Regions from separate parts of the Mus musculus genome. Here region 1 is linked to region 2. The links are chromatin contacts, found by Hi-C in ENCODE. All regions are on one chromosome and are shown on one strand. The core of a region is the stretch at or near the end of the contact, and the rest is flanking DNA. Distances in the headings are between cores, read along the strand shown. Region 1 holds the start of Rpf1 (ribosome production factor 1 homolog). Region 2 holds the start of Bcl10 (B cell leukemia/lymphoma 10).

The links. Hi-C counts contacts between places; a loop is a spot of excess contacts on that map.
Region 1: a loop to region 2 is called in a map of v-Abl transformed pro-B cells, with 4 times the contacts of the local background. The contact joins the promoter of Rpf1 here to the promoter of Bcl10 in region 2. A Hi-C loop is called at or near these places in 2 of 37 maps with a recorded cell type or tissue (T-helper 1 cell and v-Abl transformed pro-B cells).

The regions. Positions count from the first base shown.
Region 1 is chr3:146,516,909-146,523,785 of GRCm38, forward strand. It overlaps Rpf1 (ribosome production factor 1 homolog), which reads right to left and starts at 4,515. Exons shown (of 9, transcript NM_027371.3): 1 at 4,261-4,515; 2 at 2,479-2,535; 3 at 818-898. The coding sequence starts at 4,488.
Region 2 is chr3:145,921,016-145,927,634 of GRCm38, forward strand. Bcl10 (B cell leukemia/lymphoma 10) reads left to right here and starts at 3,247. Exons shown (of 3, transcript NM_009740.2): 1 at 3,247-3,500. The coding sequence starts at 3,444.

The DNA.
Region 1 (6,877 bases), core at 3,265-5,764, 600 kb after region 2:
TGCAAGATACTTATTTTCAACTAATTTTAGAGAACCCATAGATGCATTAAGGTAATATGTGGAACAAACACATACGCATCTCAGCATTTTCAGAAAAAGGGTTCTATGGTCATTCATGATGGATCCAAGCCTAAGTGTGATTTCTGTAAAGCATAAGAAAAACTGCTGACGACATCCACATCAAGGAGATGGTACCAGCAGGATTCTTATCAGGAACACTCAAGGACCCCTGCACTGCCTCTTCTAGTCACTCAACATTACAGCAGAAGTTCCAGTCAGAACAAAAGAAAAAATAAAGCAAGAAATAAATCTGTCTTTGGAGAAATAATTATCTAAAATGTAAAATGAAGCTAATATTTAGATAAACTACAAGAAGCCAGGTTAGGCAAGCTATGGTTAGAGGACCACTACCCTCGAATCAACGTTATGTTTACAAACTAGCAAACAAAGCGTTATGTTTACAAACTAGCAAACAAAGCCATCTTCAGAGACGCATGTGCCAGAGGGAAACTGAAGCAGGGCAGCAGGAGCAGCTCCAAGAAGACTTACGTAAAACCACTATGGAGAAGATACAAAATTTACTAAACCATATTTTTAATATTTAAGAAGACCTAAGTGAAGTAATGTATGCAGGTCCCCAGACTGCATCATCTGGTGCACTGCGTGCATTATCAGATGTTCTAGACAAATCCTAACGACAGAGACAGGGAAAGAGACAATGAGGAAGGGGAGAAGAGATATCTACATCTTGCGACCACCACGACGTCAAACAGCAACACACCAAGGGTGATCATTCACATTTGGTTTCTGACATTACCTCTTCATCATTGGGGTCTACTGTGGTCTCGTCGTAAACGCGCTGGTTGTCAATGGTCTTGGGAACAGGCTTTGGTGGAGCCTAAGTAAGAGGGGAAACACCGAGTGTTAGAAGCAGTTTATATTAACAACTTCACATTCCTGTGGGGAAACAAGACATTCTTCAAATAACCTCAGAACAACCTGTCCTTATTTCCATCCACAACCACTGTTACTAAATCCTAGGAATAGAGTGGGGGCAATGACACTACCCCTTAACAATCTGAGAAGACATACGTGGTAAATACAGAATGAAGTGACTTAAAACTAAGACAGGAATCACAAAAATTATCCCTGTCTAAAATAATATCTAACAGTAAAGGGAGTCAGCAGAATGGAAATAAAAAAAGTTTAGTTAGTTGCAAATCCAGGTGACTGTTTCTGTACTTCCCGCGATCTCCTCAGAAACGTGGCAAGTCTATCCAGCGACCCAGTAATTCTGTTTGGGGTTAATTTATGGAAAGAAATAAATTGTCTATGTGGTGGCCATTTGTAATGGAAACAAACATCAAGATAACACCCTGCATACCACATGACCAGATAATGCAGAATTATCATGCCGCCGAGTTTATGGTATCAACATACTTGCAAGGAGTACAGCAGAACTAGGAGAACACACAGATGCCACACAGTGACCTGAAGGAACGGTGAACTGAGGTGCTACTCAGGATGGGCGATGTGGATGTGTGTAAGGTGTGCAGTTGTGGAAGTTGGTTCTCTCCTTCCACCCAGTGGGCTCTAGAATTACACTCAGCTGGCCAAGCTTGGCAGCAAGTGCCTTTACCTTACCGAGTTCTCTTGCTGACTCTTATGTAATCTTTAAAGATAATTCCAGGAAGTCATCTTTCAGTCCAAAATCTGACTTTTTGTGTTCAGTTAGGCAGGGTGTGGTATATACCAGCTGAAAGCCTACATACACCCCAACCCAGGGCCAGCGATGTGTTAAAGGCCGGCCTGCACATGAATTTGCTGCAATCCGATGATAAGATTATATGATGTATTAGAATGCTGAAGGTCAAAATAATCTAATATTGATGACTTTAGATGTTTTAAACTGATCCTATTTGGACAGTGCATGAAAAGTAGTATGCTTAGTCTGTACACAGCCTGAATATGTTTATCTTTCTCAGAAATCCTATTCTCACTTGGTATTTATAGGTGGTAAAGGGGAGGAGAACCATAGGCTTTAAAAATCTTACACGCTAAATTATGAATTAAGCATATTTGTAAAAATTTTAAAAAACGAAAACTTTCGTCTTGTAACAATGCAGGAATATTTAGTAGTTCTTTTAGCTTCAAGTCACAAGAGTTAAACCCCAAGCCTAAAGTGGGAGTTCCCAGTTCCAACAGCAGGGAGAGCTTTCCCTGCCTCCTGAGCACACCGCGCTTACCACCTGCACACAAAGCACCTAGGAAGGCACAGCTCAGGGAAGTCCAGCAACTCCATCTGAGCGAGCTACTGAGAATAGGGGACGAGTTGTCACCACTATTTGCTAAGTTGGGTACAGAGTACAAAGGGATTTAGTACATTATTTTTATACATCTGAAATGTCTTAGAAGAAACCAACACAGTATCAGGAAATACTTCATAAGACAAAATACAAGGCTATAAACCTTACTTACCTTATCGCCAAGAGCCTCTCTCTCCTTTTTAAGTTTTTTCTTAGCTGCCAACTTTTCCTTTGAGATAAAAGCAAACAATATTGAGAAACCAGTAGTTATTTCATAAACTCATACTGAAACTACAAGTCAGCTCTGAGAAATTACTATAACCTTTTAAAATAAGCACATGAAACTTTTTAAAGGTCTGCTTAGATAGCCCAGGCTTGCTTCTGACTGACCATCCTCCTGCCTCAGACTCCTTAGTGTTTTAGATTACAGGTGCATACTCCCACTCACAACTAGACTTATCGATTTTTCTTTAATAGCTAAAATATTGAACTACAAATGGGCAGGCTAATCAAGAAGATTCATTTGACAAAGAGCTTGCTCTTTGTTTTGCTTCCATCAAATCAACATTAAGTCTGAACATTTAAACTTTCAGTAACTTTAATTTTTTACTATAATACTTCCAATTAATTAAACGTATGAATGAACAAGTACATTTTCCCCTAGTGGATGCGTTCTAAAGATTATGGGTATAATGGTTACTTCTCTTGAAAAGCACTGAAAATAGACAGAAATGGGAGATGAGTTCTCAGGACATTTCCAATAAGGTCACCACTAGTTATTCTTATAGGTTATAACCAAAACTACCTATTAAGGTCAATAGGAAGTTGCAAACATGTTCAGTTGTTACTTAGTATACACTATAATCTCCTGAATCTAGACAAAATGTCTGACACATTCTGTAGTGCCTACTGATCTTCAGTCCAAAAAAAAAAGGCTTTTAGGACATTCCTCCCTCAAAATTGCAAATCAAGCCCGGCGGTGGTGACGCACGCCTTTAATCCCAGCACTTGGGAGGCAAAGGCAGGCAGATTTCTGAGTTCGAGGTCTGGTCTACAAAGTGAGTTCCAGGACAGCCAGGGCTACACAGAGAAACCCTGTCTTGAAAAAAACAAAAAAACAAAAACCAAAAAACCTCCACAACTGACTGTTCTTCCACAAGTCCTCAGTTCATTCCCAGCAACCACATGGTGGCTCACAAACATCTGTAATGGGATCTGATGCCCTCTTCTGGTGTGTCTGAAGACAGCTACAGTGCACTCATATAAATAAATCTTTAAAAAATAAATAAATAAATAAAAAGAACTCCAGTAGCGACCTAGCACTTACGAAAAGATCCAGCCAAGGTCCTCCAGTAAGAGAACACAAATATAAAATCATGTGTTAGTTGCTGTGTATGCTGTAATAGGGAATTTTTAAAATTGTAATTTAGACACAAATGAGCCTCATGATCCTGGGCAAGGCTTACTTACAAGTCTGTCTAGTTTTCAGTGCGAGCACAAGGCGGAAGAGAGCAAACACAGCTATGACAGACACTTCACAGTGCTGAAACTTCACCAATGGTTCCTTGAAAGAGTCTGGGGCCACGTTTAGGACCTGGAGTTTACCACCAACGCTAGGCAGGCGGGATGCGCAAAGGCAGGGGGCGGACCCTCTGCCATCTCCGGCCAGAGGCTGGATCGTCGGTTCCAAATCCCTCGGCTTCCCAGAGAGTGCAACCCACGGAGCAGGCAAGGGCCGGATTCCCCTACGCCAAGCTCATCCGGCAAAAGGCTGACGCTGGGGACCCCGTAGCCAAGCGAGGGGCTGGGGGCGCGCCTCCGGCCCCGCCCCTTCAACCCCGCGCGCCCCCGGCCCCGCCCCTTCAACCCCGCGCGCGCACGTCGCCCCCCCCCCAGCCCCGCGCGCTCCCGGCCCCGCCCCTGCGCTCGTGCCCCGCCAACCCCGCGCGCGTACCTTCCGCTGCTGCTGTTTCCACCGCGTGAACATCAAGTGTCGCCGCTGCTTGTTCTTAATCTCCGAGATACTGAAGCCCGGGGGGAAGGCGGCCGCTTTCGCGGGCTGCACCCCGCTCTCCGCCGTCCCATCGCTCGCGGCCGCAGCCTCTTGAGGCTCTTCAGCGGCAGCTTTCCTCTTCAAGCCTCGCTTGCCGCCACCAACACTTTTCTCGCCGGCCTTCGCCATGTTGTTTACGGCTGTACGGAAACGGAAGTGCTCTCTGTCTTTGACCCGGGTCATACGGTTTTACTTCCGGGGCCGCCAAGTTCCGGAACTAGCGCTTTGCTTTATGGATTAGCTATGTAAGAAAGTGCCAAGGCTGGACGCTGGTGGTGGCGCACGCCTTTAATCCCAGCACTAGGGAGGCAGAGACGGGCGGATTTCTGAGTTCGAGGCCAGCCTGGTCTACAGCCTGAGATCCAGGACAGCCAGGGCTACACAGAGAAACCCTGTCTCGAACTCCCCTCCCCCCAAGAAAGAAAGAAAGTGTCAAAATTCAGAGTTCGTTCCCGACTGTACATTATTTCTAATAGAACAATTTCTAAACAGAACAAGATTAAAAAGAGAGCAAAGAAGCATCACACTTCCAACGTTCTCACTGGTCTCAGACTTAATGCTTATGCAGCAATGCAGGAAAATCCTTTCATCTGAGATAAACTGATAACGCCTACCAGACAATGGAAACGGCCAGCTGCGAGGCCCCTTAGCAGCAGCAAACTAGTCTACCACTCAAACACCACAGACACCAGAAGTCAGACGAAAATTTAGGAGAGAAGAAGAGGCTTGAAGTTGAATAGATTCTGTGAGGGTTTTGTAAAGACGCTGTGTTTTGTGTAAGATGTAGTCCTCTTGGTGGATTTTGAGGGAGAAAATGATCAGGCATTTTGCTTTATTTTTAAGGCGCTACGGCCCTGACTCAGGCTTTGTAGATGCTAAGTGAGTGGTTGTCATAAAGCTGAATTTACAGTCTCCTTGATTTACACATAAAAAACAATACTCATAATAATTATTTAAGGGGACTGGGAAGATGGCTCAGTGATTAAGAGTACTGACTGATCTTCCAGAGATCCTGAGCTTAATTCCCAGCATCCACATGGTGGCTCACAACCATCTGTAATGGGATCTGATGCTTTCTTCTGGTGTATCTGAAGACAGCTACAATGTATTCATATACATTAAATAATTCTTTTTTTTTTTTTTTTTTTTTTTTTTTTGGTTTTTCAAGACAGGGTTTCTCTGTGTAGCTCTGGCTGTCCTGGCACTCACTTTGTAGACCAGGCTGGCCTCGGACTCAGAAATCCGCCTGCCTCTGCCTCCCGAGTGCTGGGATTAAAGGCGTGCGCCACCACGCCCGGCTACATTAAATAATTCTTAAAAGTTATTTATTATTATTTAAGAAGAAACTAAGGGAAGATGGGTGGAGTGAGAAATGTTAATGAATTGAACAAAGGTAGTATTCGCACAGCTCTCACCTTAGAGAAAAATGAGACAGTTTATTCTGGAGCCAAATATGAGTGGCCTGGAAACATAGGTTCAGGCATCCCAAAATTCCCTTTTCCAAGGTAGAAGCAGGTTCCTAAAGCCTTTTTTATAGTCATAGAACAAAAACTCGTAAACCAAGACACTTTCCAAGTCTGTTGTTGGAGCCACTAAGTAGGCAGTTACTTCATAGTGAGAAATCTCAGCTACAGGTCTCCAGTCACCACGGAGCTGAAACCAATCCTATTGGTTAGTGATGTAACTGTTGTTAAGTTGTAGCAGAACATAATTTATGTTTGTGGCAATGCTGGTGTAAATCCACCATGATGACAGTCATATAAAATTACAACATTACGATTATGATACTATTCATTCCTTGACAACACTAAAAACAACAACAACAACAACAAACCTTGTATGTTAACTGGCAGATGTAATAGTGCTGGCTTAAATATTTGCTTTCCTACACTTTTAATTTTTAGATTGTATTCCCATTTCCATTTTTGTTTCTGTAAAACAGTGTGCCATGTTACACCTGTACAACTCATATGTCTCCTGTTTTATCATATCTCTTGATTAAATCAAAATACCATGCTGAGTGATTACCATATGCCACCAATATTTGTGTAAGTACACACTATGCTGTGTACACATTGATAAAATTGTGTAGTTAAAACATTCCCCAGAATGTATATATATCCATTACCAAGTAGTCCTAGTACTTGGAAATCCATCAATGAGAATATATTTTCTCTAAGATTTAACCTATACATTGTGATCAGACAAGAGACACAAACATTTTAAATGTAAGGTAATAAACAATAATATTTAGTTTATGCTAATTATCTCGGGTCTTAGAATACTCTTAAAAGTTATTGAAAACTTTATGTGGTTATAACTGTCAAAACAAGCAAAAATGTAAATTAGGGCTTATAATGCTTGCATATATTTACGTATAGTAGCAATAAAATCATTATTTAAGAATTTATATACATTATGAAAATGACTGCATTTTGTAGCACAAAAAACAATTGCAAAGAGTCATATTGTTTTATGGACTTTTAGCTGGATTAAAGCTATTTTTGCGTAGAGTCTT
Region 2 (6,619 bases), core at 1,997-4,496:
GTACCCAAAAGAAATGAAAGCAAGGGGCTGGAGAGATGGCTCAGTGGTTAAGAGCACTGACTACTCTTCCAGAGGTCCTGAGTTCAGTTCCCAGCAACCACCTCGTGGCTCACAGTGATCTGTAATGGGATCTGATGCCCTCTTCTGGTGTGTCTGAAGACAGCAACAGTGTACTCATATACATTAAACAAATAAATATTTCTTAAGAACCAGCCCCCTGTACACCATCCCCAATTAAGTGTTCTTCTTTATAAGGGTTGCCTTGGTCATGGTGTCTCTTCACAGCAATGAAAACCCTAAGATACCTCCCCCTTCATTTCAAAACAAAAAACAAAACAAACAAACAAAAAAACCCAACAACAACAACAAAAACCAAAACAAAAACCCTCTTCCTTTATTGATTGCTACTAATTGTTCCAAGATCATACAGTCAATGATGTATTAAGATGGACAACATCTCCCCAAAATTCACAACCACTGGTACCTCAGAACATGATCCACTTTGAAAATGCATTCTTGTGTTGTGTCCCTTATCCATGAGGAAACACCCTGAGAAACCTGCTAAGCAATGTCATCACGTCCCAACATCACAGGCTATGATCCCACTGCCTTGTGCTTGTAGCATCTAAATTGAATCTACAGGACATAGGTCGGGTGTCTCACGTTCCAGAGTAGGATATAGGTACACTTGTAAGTTAGATGGAAATGCAGGTTCCTGTTAGCGTTTGGGAATCGGTACTTATTGCAAAGAAAGGACAGGCTTGTTTGCTTGAAGCTATGCCTTTATAGTCTGGCCCTGTGACTTAGCCGAAAGGGAGGGAAATGAGTTTGCCAATGGAGGAATGGTGATACATTAGAAACTCAGGATTGAGATTCACAGGCCATGATCATGCACAAGCTGAAGAAGGCGGATGGCTTGAACCCAGTTCAACATTTGCCTGAAAACATAGACATTATTCCCAAGAAAACAAGAAGGAAGATTGCTTGACATTTTTTTTTTTGTGATGGTAGTGAGTATTCATCACAGTGCCCTATATCTGGGTGGCTGGAGAATGAAATCTTCCAGCTGTTTCTCTGACTCCCATCCTTTCTTCTGCACTCTGGTCTTTTCTTGATAGCAACAGGGAGCCTTTCAAAACAAAGTCAAACGCCCTGGCCTTTCTCACCCAGCCTGCTCTCCTCTCTCTCACTGCTCCCAATCCAGCCAGGCCTCTACCTCCTGGGGTCTAGATTAGAGCAGTAGCTGGCCAGCTTGCAGAACAGTGAAAGCATAGTTTGCATATGTCCCTCTGCTCCTCTGAAGCCTGCAGCGGCTTTCCTTCTGACTCAGAGTAAACCTGTATGACTCTGGGCAAAGTCAGATTAAACTCTGCCCGTAGCAGAGTTCACCTCCCCAGCCACCCAGCCTCTGCATTGCAGGGCTCTCCACTGAGAGCTCTTTTTCCCTTTTTCCCTCTGTCCAACGGCTCCTCCCTCACTTCCTGCACGTGGGAAATGTATCCTTTATCTCCGTGTGGTCTCCATCTCCACCTTTTCCATTTCCCAGCGTCGCTTTCCCTCTTAGTATTTATGAGATTCTAGCATATTAAACACTTTACACACGAAACTTTTCAAATGTCTACCTTTTCCACCCCCAAACAAATACGTGCTTTAATGTAAATTTCACGAAGAAACAGATGTTATTGTTGTTTTTTCTGTTTGTTGGAGCCAGGCTCCTACTATATAGCACAGGTTGTCCCAGTAATTTACTAAGTAGCCCAGAATAACCTTGAACTTTGACAATACTTATGACTGGGTCTATTGTTTTTTATTTTGAGACAGGATATTCTTATCTGCAGGGTTCAAACAAAAAAAAACCTACATATCCAAAATGTGGGGAAAAAATGCAAAAAGGAAAAAACCCTCCTAATGTTTTAAGTAAGTTTATGATTTATTCCTGCTTATAGCTGGGTCAGATGCAAGCAGTTGGTTGGCCAACACAGCTAGCTAGCTTGTGCCACCACACCCTAGCTGGAGGACAGAGGTGTTTGATTTGCTAGAAGAAGATCTGGGTGTAGTTCAGTAGTTGCCATTCAACAGATGGTTGCTACAGGAAAGAGCAAATGATTAAGCAAATTGGGTTATAACAAGACAACGGATGACTAAGGACACAGGAAAACACTCTAGTATACTAGACATCAGCGTAAAAAAAGACCTGGCATAATGTAAACACCAAGATTCCAGAACTCTGATCAAAGCTACAGAGATGTGGCTTTAAGCCTCTACTGGTTCTTTTGTTTTAGATAAAGATTCCTGTTGCCTTTGGTCCTCTTGACATTTCAGTCTACACTTGCAGATTTACTTCATCGACCACATAATCATTTTCTGCCTAGGACTCTATGTGGAGCACCTCATCCACTAGGACACGTTTTGCACGGGCTACGAGTTAAAATATCGTTCTGAAAATAGCCATTTGGCCTCCAATAAACAACTTCCCCATCAGAGCATCCCTAGAATTTACTTACTGAACAGAGATAAAGGATAACAATAAGAGAGTGTAACTGTGTACCAAGTAGCTTCAGAACCTTAAATATACTCCTAGAGGCCCTAGCTTTTTAAATTTGTCTCTACTGCATAGATTAATAAGGAGAAATGCTTCTAATGAATAGAGACTTAAAAGTACCCAAACACTACCTGTGCTGCTAAATTGATGGGATTGCAGGTAATTTTTAAATCTTTTAACAGTTTTTTTTTTTTCTTTGTGTTTTGTCGTTTTGTTTTCTGCTCTCAAGATCTCCTTGCTCCTGTCTCCCTAGTTCTAGGTGGTAAATGGCAGTGGCCCCCCAGAGCAGGCCCTCAAACGGAAGTTATGTGTGCGTGTATACATATACGTATGATCACGCAACTGTAAAACCTGGCTCAGCACAACAGGAAATTGTTCCGCAACATCTGGAAAAGAGAAGCAAACCAAAATGCTCTGGCCGACTCAGCCCACACTCCACCCAAACGAGGAGTCTGCGAAGGCGGGGAGATCCCGCTAAACTGAGCGGCCAGTGCTCCGCCCACGGAAACAAATCCTTCAGGCGTCCAATCCGCAAGCCTATGTAAATGACAAGGGGGCGTGGTTAGAGGGACGCCCGCTGTGGGCGGAGCCACTGCGGAAGCAGAGACGTAACCGAGGGTAGTACTGATTGGCTGGCACGTAGGTGGGTGGGGCCTGCAGGCAGACCCGCCTCGCCGAAGGGTGGTGCCTGAGTTAGGAAGAACGCTGAGCGCGGCACCGCTGGCCCCAGGGGCGGAGCCGGAAGTGGGGCGTTGAGGTCTCCACCTCCTCGTCCGTGAGCCGGCCGTTCCCCCGCTTCTGTTCCTAGTCCCCCCGAAGTCACAGCCTGATTCCCGGAGGCCCGAGCCCTTAGTCTGGGCGGGGTGGCGCGGGCCGGAAGGACGCCATCCCGGCCTGGGCCATGGAGGCTCCCGCACCGTCCCTCACGGAGGAGGATTTGACTGAAGTGAAGAAGGACGTGAGTAGCTCCGCCGGGCTGGGCGCAGCGGGGCGCAGCGGGGCGGGCGGGCGGAGGAAAGCGGAAACCCGGAGCTGAGCGACGGGGAACTTCAGGTCGGAAGAGCGCGGGGTCCTGGCACAGCACGACCTGCCTGCTTCCCGGGAGCTGGCTGGAGACGATCCACCAGCGACCCGGGAGTCCGCGGTTAAGCCTGTCGGTGGGCTTGGATGTTTCCTTGCCATCCGCTCGTCGCTGGTGGCTTTCCATCCTGCCGATCCCCCATCCCACGCCACCGCCGCGGGAGCTGCTAGCCTAGGGAGCCGCCGGAGTGTGCCCACAGCGGGCTTTGGACCAGGCATCCCCGGGCGTAGAGCAGATGGGTGAAACTGGTCTCTATCGGGGGCTGCGGAAAGCTCGCCAGCTGAACGCACGCCCTGGAATTCCCCGAGTAATCAGACGCCCACGTATTTAAATGAAGGGGGTGTGCGTACTTCTCGCTGAGACTTGGTTCCCAGGTAAACGTTGAAAATACTCCCGACTAAATTGGACTCTTCTGCTTAGACCATGTAGAACTTCACAGACACAGTAATATTTGAGGAAATGGCTTTAACCACAACGTGCTTCGTTTTTTTTTTCCTTCCTTTTAACTTCTTTTGCCAGAAAAAAAAAAAAAATCAAATGAGCACAACTTAGATAATATACATGAATTCACATTAAAAACCGGTAACTCGTTCTTACTTAGCACCAAAATGCTGCCGAAAAATCGTCTTTACGAACTTAACCTCAAGTTGTTGAAGATGTATGTGTGCTTCAGACCCCTTTTTCTACCATACTTACCCCTTGTAAAGTTTATTGCGCTGTGCCCATAATTACAACTGATAGAGCTAAGTACCAGGAGGGAAAGGTACGGCCAGGATAACTGCCATAGTTTCCGTGTTCAGTGGAGTTGGTAGGGCACCTGCTGTATGGAAAGCTACACATTCTACTTGAAACAAGGTCTTTGATACCCACTATAGTCCTTAAGAGGACAGTAAACCCTAAGTGTAAAGTCTGGGAGCTCTGTTCCCATGTTCCACAGTTTTGAATTTTCTCACAATCATTAAAGTACCTATAAGGAGAGAATTGCTTTTCATTTTATAGCTGGCAAAACAAGACAAGACCTGTCTGTAGATAGGGGAGGAGAGTGCTGCAGGCCTTTGTTTCTGCTCCGGGGTTCATTGACGTCATCCATCCTGACAGTTGCACGTTAGACCTGTGTCAGATGTCCATAACCTTAGAGAGACTACAGAGAAGCGTCAGGGTGTCTATAAAAATAGTGTTCCTTAGATATTCACCCTATTATTTTTGAAACTGCTTATGACAAGCTTAAACATTCATCCGCATTATTTGAATCTCCTTTTTTTCTCAACTCCAGGACTTTATTTCCAAGTCTACCAGAACTCAAACTATAATTTCATACATTTGGCTGTTGTTTTGTTTCTCTGTAATTCTGACTGTCCTGGCACTCACCTGTAGAACTAGCTGGCCTCAACTCCCTTCCTCTGCCTCCCAAGTGTTGGGATTAAGGCATGAGCCACCACTGCCTGCTATGTTCTTATGTTTTCAAAACTTGAACTTTTCATTATCCTTCCCCCAAAACTGCTTGGTGTCCCTTCTGTATTATCTGTCTTGATAAATGGTGGGAAGTTGTTTACATGAGGCTGTCTGTCTGTCTCAGGGTTTGCTTTCTGTGGCTTCTGTTGCCTGTGGGTCAGCTATGGTCCAAAAATATTTAATTATTTAATGGGAATTTGATACGGTTATAGTGATACAAATTGAGCACTCTTCTAAGTACCGTGACAAAATCTTGTGCCATCTCACTGCATCTAGCCAGGGACACGAGTCTCACCTTTTCCCCAGTGTGTGTGTTACCTGCCTGATATCCTCTTAGTAGTGAGCTGTCTTGGATATTAGATTAGTTTTTATGGTGGAAAGCTTGATATGGGGTTGGTACCATGAGGTTTTGCACATCCATAGAGAGTCTTGGTCCATGTCCTCCCATGTTAGTGGGGAGCACAGGCCTACTGCTGGTCCCCAGGGCTGTACATCTTCAGCGCTGCTCCTGTTTTCATCTGTTTATTTAACACACCCTCATCTTGTTAGAACTTGTTTCCTTTTAACAAATAGAGGTAACTTTATACTCTGAAGTTGATAATGTAATACTAACAGTTAAATTAAGGACTAAGGAACTAGAGAGATAGCTCAGCAGTTAAGAGCGCTGACTGTTCTAACAGAGGTCCTGAGTTCGATTCCCAGCAACCACACGGTGGCTCACAACCATCTGAAATAGGATCCAATGCCCTCTTCTGATGTGTCTGAAGAGAGAGCAACAGTGTACTCACATACATAATATAAATAATCTTTAAAAAAAAGAACTAAGACAAAATTCTGTTTTTTACAATAGCTCAATTTCTTGATTGAAGAAAAGTAACCATGAACTGATAACTTTAAACATTATAATAAAGTTTCCATCCATCCAAAGCACTGCACTCTGAAATGCAGAGCACACAGCGGTGGACAGAATGTTTGGGGGTTGCCTCCTTCAAACATGTAGGCCATTAAAGGTGAAAAGTATGCATATCGTTTATACACCTGGGCACTGGGAAATTTGCTCAGTGCTATGAAGACAACACCAGGGCATCATACTTGCAATAGGATGGTTAGATGTGCTTGGTTTTGATCTAAGGTTATAACAGAGCTGGGGAAGCGCATTTGAGACAGAATTTGACAAGGACCTAAGTCAGGACCTTTGTAAGTTCAGAATATTGAAGGATGGCAGATGGTAACAAAATGAAATTAGGGATGTGGGCTAAGCAAACTCTTGAAGGTCTTAACACTTTTTTCTCTTAGGAGTCATACTAACGAATTAATAGGGTTTTGTCTGACTTTTAAAGATCTGCCTGCCTTTTCTGTAGACCAGGAAGATGAGGAAAAGTGGGAAAGGGCATGGAAGGACTTGGATACACTGAAAGGCAGTGATGATATGGATCAAAGTGAAGGCCGTAGACATGGATGGAACACAAGCTCGGGGTGCATGCTAAGAACGTGGACAGGATGGGAGTTGAAGGAAGAGTAAGAATGAAGATCAGAAGAGATTT